Regions from separate parts of the Homo sapiens genome. Here region 1 is linked to region 2. Evidence: chromatin contacts called from ENCODE Hi-C or POLR2A ChIA-PET data. All regions are on one chromosome and are shown on one strand. The core of a region is the stretch at or near the end of the contact, and the rest is flanking DNA. Distances in the headings are between cores, read along the strand shown. Region 1 has its middle 42 kb from the start of FBXO48. Region 2 has its middle 38 kb from the start of DNAAF10.

What was found. Hi-C counts contacts between places; a loop is a spot of excess contacts on that map. ChIA-PET counts read pairs that join two places held with the same protein, here RNA polymerase II (POLR2A). Pooled maps may share reads with other maps.
Region 1: a map with no recorded cell type shows a loop between it and region 2 (7-fold over the local background). The contact joins two enhancer-like sites. A Hi-C loop is called at or near these places in 10 of 168 maps with a recorded cell type or tissue (dorsolateral prefrontal cortex, gastrocnemius medialis, heart left ventricle and 6 more), 7 of 37 single-sample maps with no recorded cell type and 6 of 50 pooled maps. POLR2A ChIA-PET finds 5 or more read pairs at or near these places in 1 of 52 experiments (activated CD4-positive, alpha-beta T cell).

The regions. Positions count from the first base shown.
Region 1 is chr2:68,422,243-68,429,270 of GRCh38, forward strand. No RefSeq gene overlaps it. Among named protein-coding and RNA genes, the nearest start is that of FBXO48, 42 kb to the right of the region's middle. RefSeq lists a silencer at 1,222-1,291 and enhancers at 1,632-1,871, 1,992-2,101. Within about 2 kb of position 1,894, at least 7 of the 41 ENCODE cell types and tissues checked have a DNase peak (open chromatin) inside an H3K27ac peak, as active enhancers do.
Region 2 is chr2:68,115,751-68,122,853 of GRCh38, forward strand. It overlaps the pseudogene LOC124906018. Among named protein-coding and RNA genes, the nearest start is that of DNAAF10, 38 kb to the right of the region's middle. RefSeq lists enhancers at 5,189-5,348, 5,579-5,748, 5,759-5,838, 6,687-6,981. Within about 2 kb of position 5,566, at least 4 of the 41 ENCODE cell types and tissues checked have a DNase peak (open chromatin) inside an H3K27ac peak, as active enhancers do.

The sequences.
Region 1 (7,028 bases), core at 644-3,143, 300 kb after region 2:
GATAATTAGTTGGAAAAGGAGACCAAGGGAGAACCGCATAGATGATCACTGTGATGGAATTATACCTTCACATCTAGAAAATACCCTAAAAAGTAAGAAACATTCTGGAGTTGAAAATTTCATTGAATTTTTAATCTACACTTGAGAAAAACTTTTCTGTCAATGAGAGAAAAAATAACTTAAACATTTTCAGTTGATCATACACATAACTGTTAATATTGTTAAAATTTACAGTGATTTAATCATATTTATTTCTTTATATATTTATTTTTTAAGATGGAGTCTTGCTTTGTCGCCAGGCTGGAGTGCAGTGGCACGATCTCGGCTCACTGCAACCTCCGTCTCCCAGGTTCAAGTGATTCTCCTGCCTCAGCCTCCCGAGCAGCTGGGACTATAGGCACCTGCAACCATGCCCAGCTAATTTTTGTGTTTTTAGAGAGATGGGGTTTCACCACGTTGGCCAGGATGGTCTTGATCTCTCGACCACATGATCTGCCCTCCTTGGCCTCCCAAAGCACTGGGATTACAGGCATGAGCCACTGTGCCCGGCCCATCATATTTATTATTGTAATTGTTCACTTCTATCTATTATCTGATTCTTCTTCTCTGCAAATGGATTTAGAAGATTTATGTGTCAAAAGAAATTGATAGAACAAATGTTAATTGAACATCTCCTGAGCTGGATGTGTTACACAGGTGCAGAAAAGTGAAGACTCAATCCTGCCCTCTGGGGCTTAGCATCTGTTGAGAAAGATTAATGCCACTGAACCACATAGATGATCACTGTGATGGAATTATATCTTCACTTCTAGAAAATACCCTAAAAAGTAAGAAAGTGGAAATGTTGAGGAAAGTCCAGAAAACTGGCTTTAGGTACTATTTGTGTTGAATGAATAACTAAAGAACCTGAGTGTTGCCTTTTTTCCTTGTAGGCAATGGGGAGCCATTTATTAAAGGGGGCCTGGATGTAGCTAGCTTGGAGGAAGGTGTATTAGTTCATTCTCATGCTGCTATAAAGAACTTCCCAAGACTGGGTAATTTATAAAGAAAAGAAGTTTAAAAGTTCTGCAAGACTAGATAGGCCTCAGGAAACTTACAATCATGGCAGTAGTGGGGGTGGGGGCAGGGGGGTGGAAAACACATCCTTCTTCACCTGGTAGCAGGAAGGTGAAGAGTGAGAGCCAAGCAAAGGGGGAAGCCCCTTATAAAACCATTAGATCTCATGAGAACTTACTATCATGAGAGCAGCAAGGGGGAAACTGCCCCCATGATTCAATTACCTCTCACCAGGTCCCTCCTATGACATGTGAGGATTATGGGAACTACAATTCAAGATGAGATTTGGGTGGGGACCCAGCCAAACCATATCAGAAGGTGACTCCAGAGATGGGGAAATTAATTAGTGGACTACTGTAGTATATCTCTATGGGAGGTGAGAAGAGTGTCAGTAGCAGAAAGAATGATGAACAGAACCATTTCAAAGGAAGAATCTACAGATTGCAATGAGTAAGATGGTGAGAGTTAAGAGGTGTTTTCCATTCTTTGGGAAGAGCAGTTCCTTAAGAGAAAAAGGAAAGTCATAGCATGAGGATGGATTTGGAACATGAGTTTGAAGGTAAGGGGAGAGAGTCAGGATGCAGAGACTGACTTAGACTCATGAGCAAAGAAGTAACAGCTGAAGTCCTAGGAGATGCGTTCACCAAAAACGAATATGTAGAATTGAGAAATTGATATAGGTCACCTGAGAAGACTCATGAGTGGAGATCAGGAGTAGAAAGATGAGCCAGCAAAAGGGTTGGTAAAGATTTGGTCTGCAGAAGAAGTGACTCAGAAGCCTAGGGAGAGGAGAGATTCTTCAAGAAAAGGGAAGTGGTTAACAATGTCAAATTCACAAAGGTTAAGGTGGCTGAGATCTTAAAAAAGACGGTTTGTTTTGGTCATTAAAGTGCCGTGGTGACCTTCAGGGCAGAAGTTTCAAAAGAATGGTGAAGGGAGAAGTTACACTACAGAGAAAATGGGGAACAATGGTGAAAAAAAGAAAGCAATGGTCATAGATTATTCATTTCAGAAGTTTGCTACAGTGAATTACCTAGTGGAGAACTGGCTTGTAGCTACCAGGAGTAATAGGTTAACTCATTAATTTACTTGTTCAAGAGGCCTGTATTTATTAGATCCCACTAGGTGCTTGTTCACTGCTAGGTGAGTAAGGCAGGCAAGATCACCACTGTTATGGAGTTTGCATTCTAGTGTGAGAGAGATAGTCTGTAAATGATGAAGACAATTGCAGATATTAAAAGTGCTATGATGAAAATGAAACATGGCACACAATGAGCACATTCCAGTCTATACAAAGAGAAAGTGCATAGATTGAGCACAGTATATCTGGTGCTTGATAAACTATGGGGAAAGTGGTAGAAGACATCAGAGAAGCAGAGAAGGAGTTTGTGTTTTACTCTAAGTGCAAGGGGATGCTATAAGTAGATTTTAAACAGAGAAGTAACTTGATTAGATTTACAACTTCTAAACTCGCTTAGGCTGCTTTGTGAAGAATGGACTGTATAGGGCAAGAGTTGAAGTTGGAAATATGACGGGAAGATGCTGAATAATTCATTCAAGGAATAAATGTGGTTTAGATCCAGTTGGTACACCGCAAATAGTGACAAGGGGTCAGCTTTGGACTATATTGTGGTGGTAGAAACATCAACAGGATGTGCAAAATGATGTTGAAGGGGTAGGGTCTAAGAAGAAAGCCAAATGAAGGATGACTCCTAGGTTTTTGGTCTGAGTGAAAGCTAGGACCATTTCCTGAGCTGGGAAGATGGGGGGAGGTGCAGGGGTGTGGCGTGGCAGGGTGAGAAGAATCAGGGGCTTCATTTTGCTTGTGTATGATGTGCCTGAGTCATCTAAGTAATGGTGGGGATCAGAGAAATGGGAAGAACCAGGTGAAAGGTGTTTCTCTTAGTGGAGAACTGAACATTTGTAGGTTGCAGATAGAGGACAGGAGTTTGCTAAAGATGGGAAGAGAAGAAGAAAATGAGGAAGGAGCATTTGGGAGGAGGTAGAGGAGGTGGAGGAGGTGAAGAAGGATTGAGCCAATGGCCCAGACAGTGGATTGACTGTGGAAAGCAGGGAGGACACATTGATGTGAACAAGGAAGTAGAGATGGATGTAGAAATAGAGTTCCATAGAGGTTGAGAGGAAGAAAGAGGACACAGCTTGTGTCAAATGGCCCCTGACATGGCTCTAAATTAAAATAAAAAATGAGGTCATATGTTGAGGGAGATTTGGGTGACAAGACTTGTTGGGAGCTTGAGAAGAGAGGAGATTTGGAACAGACATGTGGGGCCCCTCAGCTGAGAATTGAGAGCATTTATCTCTATGCAGTGCAGAGGTAGAAAAGCCCTTGACCATCAGAAGTCCTTAGTGATCTGAAGACAAGAATGAGGAAGTCAGTGGGAATGGCCTCGGTGCCAGGGGCCAGTGTGGAGTCTCTAGCAGCAGGTTAAGGGTGTGTCGGTAGATTAGGTTAAGGATATGTTTGGGATACCCTCCAGGGAGTGTGGGATACCCTCCAGAGTCTGGAGGAGCCAGGGGGCTTTAGCATACGGAGTGGGGTTGAGGGGTTGGACTTCTGGCATAGGCAAAATGCTGGGTATCCTTGCCGTAACACAGGGGTGTGAAAGTGCTGCTAAAAGCATCACCCACAGACCACCACCAGCAGCATCCCCTGGGAGTCTACTAGTAATGCAGGAGCTGAAACAAAGAGGGCATTTTAGCCAGATTCCTGGATGATGTCATATGTATATAGTTTAGGATATGCTGCTCTAAGGAATGAGGCTTTAAAAGGTTAAATGCTTTTTATTTCATCTGTTTTGAGGCAGTGTCTCACTTTGTCACCCAGGCTGGAGTGCAGTGGTGTGATCTTGGCTCACTGCAGCCTCCATGTCCCAGGCTCAACCGATCTTCCCACCTCAGCTTCCTGAGTAGCTGGGACTACAAGTGCGTACCATCACGCCCAGCTAATTTTTGTGTTTTTTGCAGAGACAGGGATTTTGCCATGTTGGCCAGGCTAGTCTCAAATTTCTGAGTTCAAGCTATCCTCCTGCCTCAGCCTCCCAAAGTGCTGGGATTATAGGCATGAGCCACTACACCCGGCCTTAAATGCTTTTTGAAGTAAAAAACTGACCAGAAGATCTTTCTTGTAGATTAATTTGATATATTTTACTTTTTAATATATCTTTATCTTTTTCTGATTTTAAAAAACCTTGCACACTTGTTTTAGAAGTAGAAACTAAGAACATGTATAAAAAAGAGACTAACGTTCAGTCCCATTCTTAGGGTCTGTTATGATACTAGAAGGAGCAGAATAATGGCTGTGGGTGTCTCCCAGAGGTCTCATCTCTTCCAGGGAGTTATCACTGAGAGGCAGTTTAATAGCAGAGCAGCTCCTTCCTGGTTAGGTGACCTTCAGCCAGTTACTTAACACAGCCTTCATTTTTTATCAGTAAAATGGGCATGTGAATAATAGTACATAGGGTTAATATAAGGATTACATTACATTCAATCCTTATGAAAATTTACATATTCAAAATCCTATGAGAAAATTTACATATTTCAATTATGTAAATACCTTAGGGCAGTTCCTGGTTCATAATGAAAGCTCAAAAAATGTTAAAATTGCATATTAGGACTGTACCAGGGTGAGAAATCACTAAGTTAAGCAAACTTTTAACACAGTGTAAGGATTGCTCCCGCTTGGAGGTCTTTGGGCCGCTTCAGGTATAGACTATTGTCTTCAGGGTCTCACCATTCACGACAGTTCGGGAGGAGAACCCTGGAGGACTGAGGAAACAAGATGCACCCCTCATCTGAAGTTGCTCATCAGGAAAGGAAGCTGAGGCCTAGGCAAAGGGTGACAAGATGTGGAGACTGTGATTTGAGATGAGAAGCAACAGAGTTAAAGCCGGGGTACTGGAATGGAATGCAGGGTTCTCCGAGGGGCGTCTCATACATTTTACTTGGTGTTATACCTTTTCTCTCTGTTACATAAGTTCACAGCACCAATATGATTGCTGTTGCAATAACACAGCTGCAAATAAAAACCATAAAAACCCAGAAAAAACATCTGAGCTTCCCCCAACTGTCCTTGAATAGGGGTTAACCAATTTGGAAATCCCCGCTTCTGGTTGCAGCATATCCGCAAGTTTAAATAAACATTGATGAAACACTATGTTAAGAGTTCAGCATAACCATGAGTAAGGTTATATAAAATGTTTAATAGGTCACGTGGCACCTGTAGGGTAGAAATTGTACATTATTTCTAATGCATTTAGTAACTAAGTCCTTTTTGAAAGTTCTTGTAACTACAGGCTCTGCTTGAACAATAGCAATACTATATCTATGTGTGAGAGAATAATAACATTCCCTGGTCTGGTCTTGTTTCTTTAATATCATCTGCCTTCCCTGGCAGATGTTTCCTAGAATTTAATAAGAAAACAACCGTTTACAGAATATGTAGTCTAGGTCAGGAACTCGGTTAAGTACTTTTCAAGAATTGTTTTATTTCACCCTCACCCTATCCCTTTGAGATAGTTCCTTTTGTTATCACCATTTTACAGATGATGACACTGAGGCTCAAAAAGGTGAAGTAAATTGGCCAGGGTGACACAACTAGGTAGGATAGCAGAGATGGGATTCAAACCCAGAGTTTGCACTTTTAATCAGTGCTGTTTTCTGTCCTTCCTACTCATACTCTTCCCAGGAGTATCATTCTAACCTATTGCTGCATTTAGCATGCACGGTACCAGGAATTCTCCAGCCTTCTGGGTTGCCCTTTGCTTTGGCATCCAAATAAAGTAACTCCAGTCTTGTACAACTTTCTGTGGGAAAGCTGATGACCTCACCAATTTTCCCCCAAATTCTCGAGAGTAGAGGAGAGAACTTATATTATTTTATCTGTTCTCATTCTAAATTCTTCCTCTTGTATTAGTTCTCATCACCTACCCGATGACATAAAGCAGTTACTGTAATTCTCTGCATACAGCCTCACCCTGCACTTGCACATAGCTCTTCTTCCGTTCTTCTAAACATCACTCCTCCAAAGGTATGAAGTGGTCAGCTGGTTTCTCTGGAAAGCAGCTGAGACAGAAGTAAGTGGAGGAGGTTTGATGAGAAGGGGAAGGAGTAATCCCATGAGAGATAAAAAAGGAAGGAAGCAGAATTTGGGCAGGAAAATCCTTCGGACTGCAATGCAAATCTGACACCAGGGTTGGCCTTGAAAGCAAAGGGCAGTCTTTCCTACAGACAGAATTTGAGTGGGACACCTGGTGATAATATGTGTATGGACTCATACACAGTGATGAATGGCCTGTGCAGTTGTTCAGGGGCCTTTAAGGAAAAAACTGTAAGTTCAGAGACAGGAAGTCTAGTTAACTTTTAAAACGAATTCTATGCTAAATTCCAGGGATATCCAATCTTTTGGCTTCCCTGGGCCATAATGGAAGATCAAGAATTGTCCTGGACCACACATAAAATACAAGAACACTAACAATAGCTGATGAGCTAAAAAAAAATCACAAAAAACTCTCAGTGTTCTAAGAAAGCTTATGAATTTGTGTTGGGTCACATTCAAAGCAATCCTGGGTCATATACAGCCCACAGGCCATGGGTCAGACAAGCTTGGTATACTCCTCTAGCTCTGGCTCAACTAAACTCAAAATTCCTTTCTTCTCGCAATAAAACCTGGCACTTGATAAGAAAAACATTGGCTTTCATAACTATTATCTCTAAAGTTGACATCAATTTTTTTGCAGCTGAGTTCTTCACTATTCTCTGAAGGGGCTAAGGGAGTAAGAAAGATTGCCAGGAATAAAAAGTACTTCTGACTTATTTTAAATCACTATCTTGCAGGAATTAATTATATGATTTTAATTATGTGAAGTTTAAATTCAGGCAATATTAATCAACATTTATAAAAGTCAGAATAGAGATTACTTTTGGAGGCTGTGGTATTGTGATACATTAAGAAT
Region 2 (7,103 bases), core at 4,316-6,815:
CCCTGACAGAAAGAAGAGTGGTAACCAGAAGCCCTGATTCTGGGGCTGCTTTGCTATCTTCACCCTAAACTTCAGTCCTTTGTTATGATTAGGTATGGGGAAAAGTATGAGAAAGATGTTGTCTCCACTCTCCAAAAGTTTGACCTCAGAGTAAGGCTAGAAGCTGACATGAGCAGCAAACAAATTGGTTTTCAATGCCTCCTGCCTCCTTATTCTGTAGCATTCATGGGGCAGTGAGCATTCACCACGTCTGCCTGCCCAGCATCCACTTCCCTCACTCTCATGACAGTGCTTTGATTTCCATTTGGGGGACCACCACTCCCCCATTGCATGCAACAATATTGGACAGTCAACCAACTGTCCACCCTCCTCTGGCCAAAGAGTAAGTACATGACCCACATGAGCCAGCTGGACTCTGCCCTGGGAATTTGAGCAATACAAGGAGGAAATTCAGTTGGAGGCAATTCAAAGACTTAGAGCATGAGTGCCCATCTGCCACACCAAACCCCTGAGCTCCTTTGCTTTCTTTCCTGTCCGAAACCTGATTCTTGAGCTTTCCCCTCAGTTCCACATGCTACCTGAGTTGGCTTTATAAATGCCAACCTGGCGAGGCTGAATTACATTTCCCAGAATTCGCTTTCCTGTATGTTTCCAGTTAGGGTGGGCCATGTAGAAGCTCCTGGAGTGAGATTTGCAGGGTGGAAGTGAAGCAGCACCAGTTTTTGTAGCTTGCACACATTGTCACTTTCCGCTGGCTCACCGCGTCAGCAGGAGGCAGGGGCTGGGCCTGTAGCTGCTCTACCCTTCCCAGGATCCTCCTTCAGCTTTCCCGACTTCTGAGCCAGACAGGTCTGCTTAGCACTGTGATGAAGTATCCTGACTTCTGCAGGAGACCCATGCCACCCAAATCAGAGGCACGGTTTCCGTCCCTCCTCATGGTCTCCAGCGGGTGGTTTCCAGCTTTTTCTTGTTCACCCCCACCTTACACCCATCTCCCTGGCCCAGCTGCCTGCCCTGTGGACTGCAAGCTTCAGCATCAGACCTGAGGGCAAGAGCCTTACAGAGACTGTGTCAGCAGCTCCCATGGGTAGGTAAGATCAAATCCTGGTAAGAAATCCCTAGTGCTGATTCCTGTTACGGCTGCTTCCTGGAAGGCAGTGTCACGTGGAACCTCTAAATTGCAGCATTCAGAGCTCCAGGAAGGGAAAATTTCAAGTTAAATAGAATTCTATATACCATGTCTTTGGAACCTTCAGCCCTCAAGATTCCAACATCATGACCTCAGTTTCAACACCTTTGTCCTTAGTCCTCATGTCATGCCTTTGATGCTGCCTGTTGTCGAAGCAGTAGAAGCCTGCGATGCAATCACTCTCTTGTTAGGTGTGGTTCTCAGCATTACAGGCATTTGTGCTTGCTTGAAGGTATATGCAGAAAAGAGACAGGGCAGATGTGACTTTGAAGGGCTTACTGAATCAAACCTCACCCTGAAAACCTTTGTGCTATTGAGGCTAAACCTGAGCTTTGGTATCTGACAGTTTCCAAGAATCAGTAAATAAGGGAGTTTTACATTCTTCATGGTTTCCATGAAATGGGAGCAAACAGATACATATATAAACATTAAAAAAAGTTTTCTTTACAACAAATAATGCGCTGAAAAATGCAGCCTATAATTTGTATTTGCTGTTTAGAAAGGAAGTCAAAGAGGTAAGATGGCTGAAATTGACACAAGTAATATTTCATAGTTTTAGAATTCTCAAAGCATGTGAAATAGGAAGAAGGAAGTTGTTGCCTAGAATCTTAGGAAACCATCACTGTTCAGTTATAATCACTGCCTCCTGAATCATTGAGGAGTCTTTTCTCCATATTTTTATTCGATTTTTGTTTTGTTGTCTTTCAAGGTAATATTGTATTTAGATACCAGATAGCCAAAAATGGAAACTTTTATCTCTGGGGGAAAAATGTTTAGAAAAATGTATTCAGTGTATCTAATATTGAAGTGAAATGCAGAAAAGATTTAATATTAAAAAAACACTATAGACTGGGCACCGGTGGCTCATGCCTGTAATCCCAGCACTTTGGGAGGCCGAAGAGGGCAGATCACCTGAGGTCAGGAGTTCAAGACCAGCCTCGCCAACATGGTGAAACCCCGTCTCTACTAAAAATACAAAAATTAGCTGGGCATGGTGGCGTGTGCCTGTAATCCCAGCTACTCAGGAGGCTGAGGCAGGAGAATTGCTTGAACTGGGACCCAGACCCGGGAGAAGGAGGTTGCAGTGAGCTGAGATTGTGCCACTGCACCACTCCAGCCTGTGCTACAGAGCAAGACTCTGTCTCAAAATAAATAAATAAATAAATAAATAAATAAATAAATAAATAAATAAATAAAAAAACAGAAAAAACAATATAGACATTGACATAGAAAAGAGATTTAATGTTAAGAAAACAACTTTATATTAACTGAGTACATCCTCCTGATGAGAAGTACTATAGTAAATATAAACCCATTATGTTATTAAAAAAAAAAAGAAAAGAAAGAGGCCGGGTGCGGTGGCTCACATCTGTAATCTCAGCACTTTGGGAGGCTGAGGTGGGCAGATCACTTGAGGTCAGGAGTTCAAGACCAGCCTGGCCAACATGATGAAACCCTGTCTCTACTAAAAATACAAAAATTAGCCAGGGGTGCTGGCACGTGCCTGTAATCACAGCTACTTGGGAGGCTGAGGCAGGAGAATTGCTTGAACCTGGGAGGCAGAGGTTGCAGTGAGCCAAGATGGTGCCATTGCATTCCAGCCTGGGCAAAGAAGGGAGACTATCTAAAAAAAAAAAAAAGGAAAAAGAAAGAAAGAAATCCCTAGTGCTTTGCTTCTCTAATTGATCTCTGTCTAATTTACTACCCTAAATCTTCCTAAGAGTCCTCTTTCATATAAGTTATTCAGAGTCTATTTCTGTTGCTTGCAGCCAAAAAATTCCAAACTGTAGACACTGCATAATATATAAGAAAATATTTGCAAATTATAAAGCACCACATACACGCATGTCCAATTACATTTGTTAGTATAGACCATGCTGGAAAGATGAAGTCTTGGATCAGACAGACAGATTCAAAACCGAATTCTGCTGGGTAATATTTGCATGTCTTTGGACAAAGTTACTTACTTTCACTGAGCCTGTTTCCCCTCTGTAAAAATTTTTAGAAGTTAGCAGCTAGTAGTTAGGATTAGGTCTCTGCTGTGGTTTAGATATGGTTGGTTTGTCACCACCAAAGCTCATGTTGCAATTTGAGCCCCGATGTGGTGCTCTTGGGGCACGGGGTCTAGTGGGAAGTGTTTGGGTGATAGCGGTGGATCCCTCATAAATGGCTTGGTGCTGTTCTCCCAGTAGTGAGCTCTGTCTCTTGTGAGACTGAATTAGTTCTCGTGGGGATGGATTCATTCCCGAGAGTGGGTTGTTATAAAGTCAGACGCCCTTCGGCTTTCCCTCTCTTCTCACATGTCTGCTTCCCCTCTGACGTTCTCCACCATCTTGTGAGGCAGCATGAGTGAGGGACCTCACCAGAAGCCGGGGCTGTGCCCTTGAACTTCTCAGCCTGCAGCACTGTGAGCTAAATAAGCGTCTTTCTTTTATAAATTACCCAGCCTCAGGTATTCTTTTATAGCATCACAAAATGTACGAAGACATTCATTCATGAATACAAGGGAAAGCCCTAACCTCTTATTGGCTTAAACAAGAAACAAGTATTTTTGTCTATTGTCAAAGTCATCAAGGTAAACAGCCTAGGGCAGGTATGGTGGCTCCCAGATCACCAGGGCCAGACTCCTTATGCTTTTGTTTTTACCCCCTCTGGACGACAGGCCCATCCTCATGCTCCACAGTGTCCACACCTTGCTGATAGGGAGACTGGGAGATACAGTCTTTATTATGTGCTGTGATTAAAATGGGCTCCTGTTGTTGAGGCGGGAGGGGAGAGTGGGCATGGGGAGGCAACCTGCTGCTCTGCTGCCGTGGAGACGGTAACAGGCTGTGGCGAGAGTGTGTGGAAATCCCTTCCCCCTCCTCCCCTTTCAGGCTCCTGTGCTCTTTCCCTGTTCTCCCCAGCACCCTTCCCAATGCCAACATTCACTGTGACAACAGTTTGTAATAGGACTTTCATCCTTAAGTCCAAGTAGCAAAATGGATGAAAAAAGTGCTCTGACGACCTCCACTTATATACAAAAATGGTGAGGTTAAGAGTTTATTATCACGCCTGTAATCCCAGCACTTTGGGAGGCCAAGGCATGTGGATCACCTGAGGTTAGGAGTTCAAGACCAGCCTGGCCAACATGGTGAAACCCCATGTCTACTAAAAGTACAAAAATTAGCCAGACATGGTGGCTCACGCCTGTAATCCCAGCTACTCGGGAGGCTGAGGCAGGAGAATCGCTTGAACCTGGGTGGTGGAGGTTGCAGTGAGCCGAGATCATGCCAGTGCACTCCAGCCTGGGCAACAGAGTGACTCCATCTCAAAACAACAACAACAACAAACTATAGTATTTACCCCAGAGTTTTGTGGTGGGGATTTAAAAATACAACATGAGAGAAACAATATAGTAAGCACTCCACAAATATTAGCAGCTATTATTATTATTGTCAACATTATCATCTTTATAAATGTGATCCTGATCAAGACTCTAGAGACAGGCCACTGGTTTCCCTCCAAGTTTACTCCTCATTCACTGTCTTTCTTTCTTTCTTTTTTTTTTTTTTTGGAGATGGAGTCTCACTCTGTCACCCAGGCTGGAGTGCAGTGGCGTGATCTCAGCTCACTGCAACCTCTGCCTCCCAGGTTCAAGCGATTCTCCTGCCTCAGCCTCCTAAGTAGCTGGGACTACAGGTGCATGCCACCACATGCAGCTAATTTTTTGTATTTTAATAGAGATGGGGTTTCACCATGTTGGCCAGGCTGGTCTCAAACTTCTGGCCTCAATTGATCCACCTGCCTTGGCCTCCCAAAGTGATGGGATTACAGGTGTGAGCCACCTCGCCTGGCATATACTGCTTTCTTTAGCTTCCATAGCCTCAACCGAGAGCAAGAGAATAAGGCTTCTGACATTCTTCCTAGGAAGCTTTACGGAACAGATTGGAAAATTCACAACAAGCCCTAAGTGGCCCATAGTGGATTAGTGGGGACTGTGGCCGTCAGGACTCCCCCTTAGCTGAGGCTTCTGTGTCTTCTGTGTCTGCTTTCTTAGGGCCCTTTAGCCTGTGAGCTCTTAGGAATGCAGGAAGACCCTCTCTTTCCCCCTGGGTGGTAACAAAATTTCCCCTGGTCCATCATTCCTGAGCCCTAGTTCAGTCTGTGTGCGGCCAGGTCAGCGCTCAATAGGGTTCCAAACCTGTTGGCTGCAAGCACAGACTCCCTCTGAGTGTGAATGTTATCTCTCACCAGATGAGGGATGTGCTCAGCCCAGATCAAACACTTGTTTATCTACAGGGTGGTGAGAGCCAAAACTCTGCTTCTGTTTCTCCCTGGTGGTTTATTTGCTTACCCTTATCACCTCTGAGCAGTGGTGTTGTTTGCATAGAGTTCTCGGTTTCTGGCATGTTAAATTTAGAGGTACCCCAGGCTTCTCGGAGGGATCAGAGTGTTGAGCAACTCCTCAGGGAGGTGCAGGAGAATATCACTGGATGAGGGGTCAGGAGATGAGGGCCTGGGTCTGTCTTCAAATGCAGAAATTGAGTGCAGAGGTCTCAAAGGCCTCTTCTGGCACTGACGTTCTGACTGGCCATGAAAGCCTTGGGTGTCATAAAGAAGAAAAGTTGAAGACTTAAAAGGAGGAAGTGTGAGTGTCTTCAGCCTCCGGTGTGAGGGAGAACTGTGAGTCTCTTTTGACCACAGTTTATTTTGTGTTGCTTCTTTTAGCTGCATGGTCCATACGCCAAAGGTGGGCAGGTGGAGGGCTGCTACTCACTAACTTGGTAGTGCAGAAATGGCTTTTAAAAACAGTGGCTATATGGCTGCGCACGGTGGTTCATGCCTGTAATCCCAGCACTTTGGGAGGCCGAGGCAGGCGGATCACTCGAGGTCAGGAGTTCGAGACCAGCCTGATCAACATGGAGAAACCCCGTCTCTACTAAAAATACAAAAATTAGCCGGGCGTGGTGGTGGGCGCCTGTAATCTCAGCTACTTGGGAGGCTGAGTCAGGAGAATCGCTTGAACCCAGGAGGCGGAGGTTGCAGTGAGCTGAGATCGTGCCATTGCACTCCAGCCTGGGCAACAAGAGCAAAACTCTGTCTCAAACAAAACAAAACAAAACAAAACATTGGATCTGGTGCAAAGAAGATGGAGAGAAATTCTAGAATTCCTGCAGGAAGTTAAGTGATGGTATAAAGAAGTCCTTACTCTGAGAAATGCTTCGTTAAAATCAGAATTTACAGAATAAACGGTTGGTAGGAGATAGAGGCATGTACTATTTACTTTACAAAATAATTCCTCACTTTATAAAAAGCCAAATATTTTCTCTTGGAAGTTAGCCTTGTGATGCTACCAGTAAGACTGAATCTATAATAAAGCTAATGATCCAACTTTTGGTTAAAAAACCCATTCTGTAAAAAGAAGCATAGGCATGCTATGCAGTGTTGTTATATACAAAGTGGGTTTTCTTCATAAACACAATCACATTTTTGGAAGACATTTCTGTAAGATAATGTCTTTCTCAAGGTCCAGTTTGGCTTGCGTGCCTCCTGGGAATTAAACAGGATAGATTTTTCCAGCTGCATTTGAAAGACAAATTCCGTTTCCTTGTGTTGAAAGGTCTGCAATGCCCACATCTCCCACAAGGGGGCAGCGCACCACTGGGTCTTCAGGTACAAGGACGGCCTGGGATTCGGAACGTGCGGCTGAGGGGCCTCCTTCCCAGGGGAAGAAAATCCACTGAAAGTCGTGAAGAGGCGGACCTTATGTACCACGACATAATTGAATTTCATATCTCACGAACCCTGCGTATTTGCCAGAAACTTTCGGGCTGTTCTCATTCAGAAAAGGATGAAATCATTTTGTGTGTTGGATAGTCCTTAGACATTCCCAGAAAAAAAATTATTTTTCATGTATATATGCAAAGTGTAT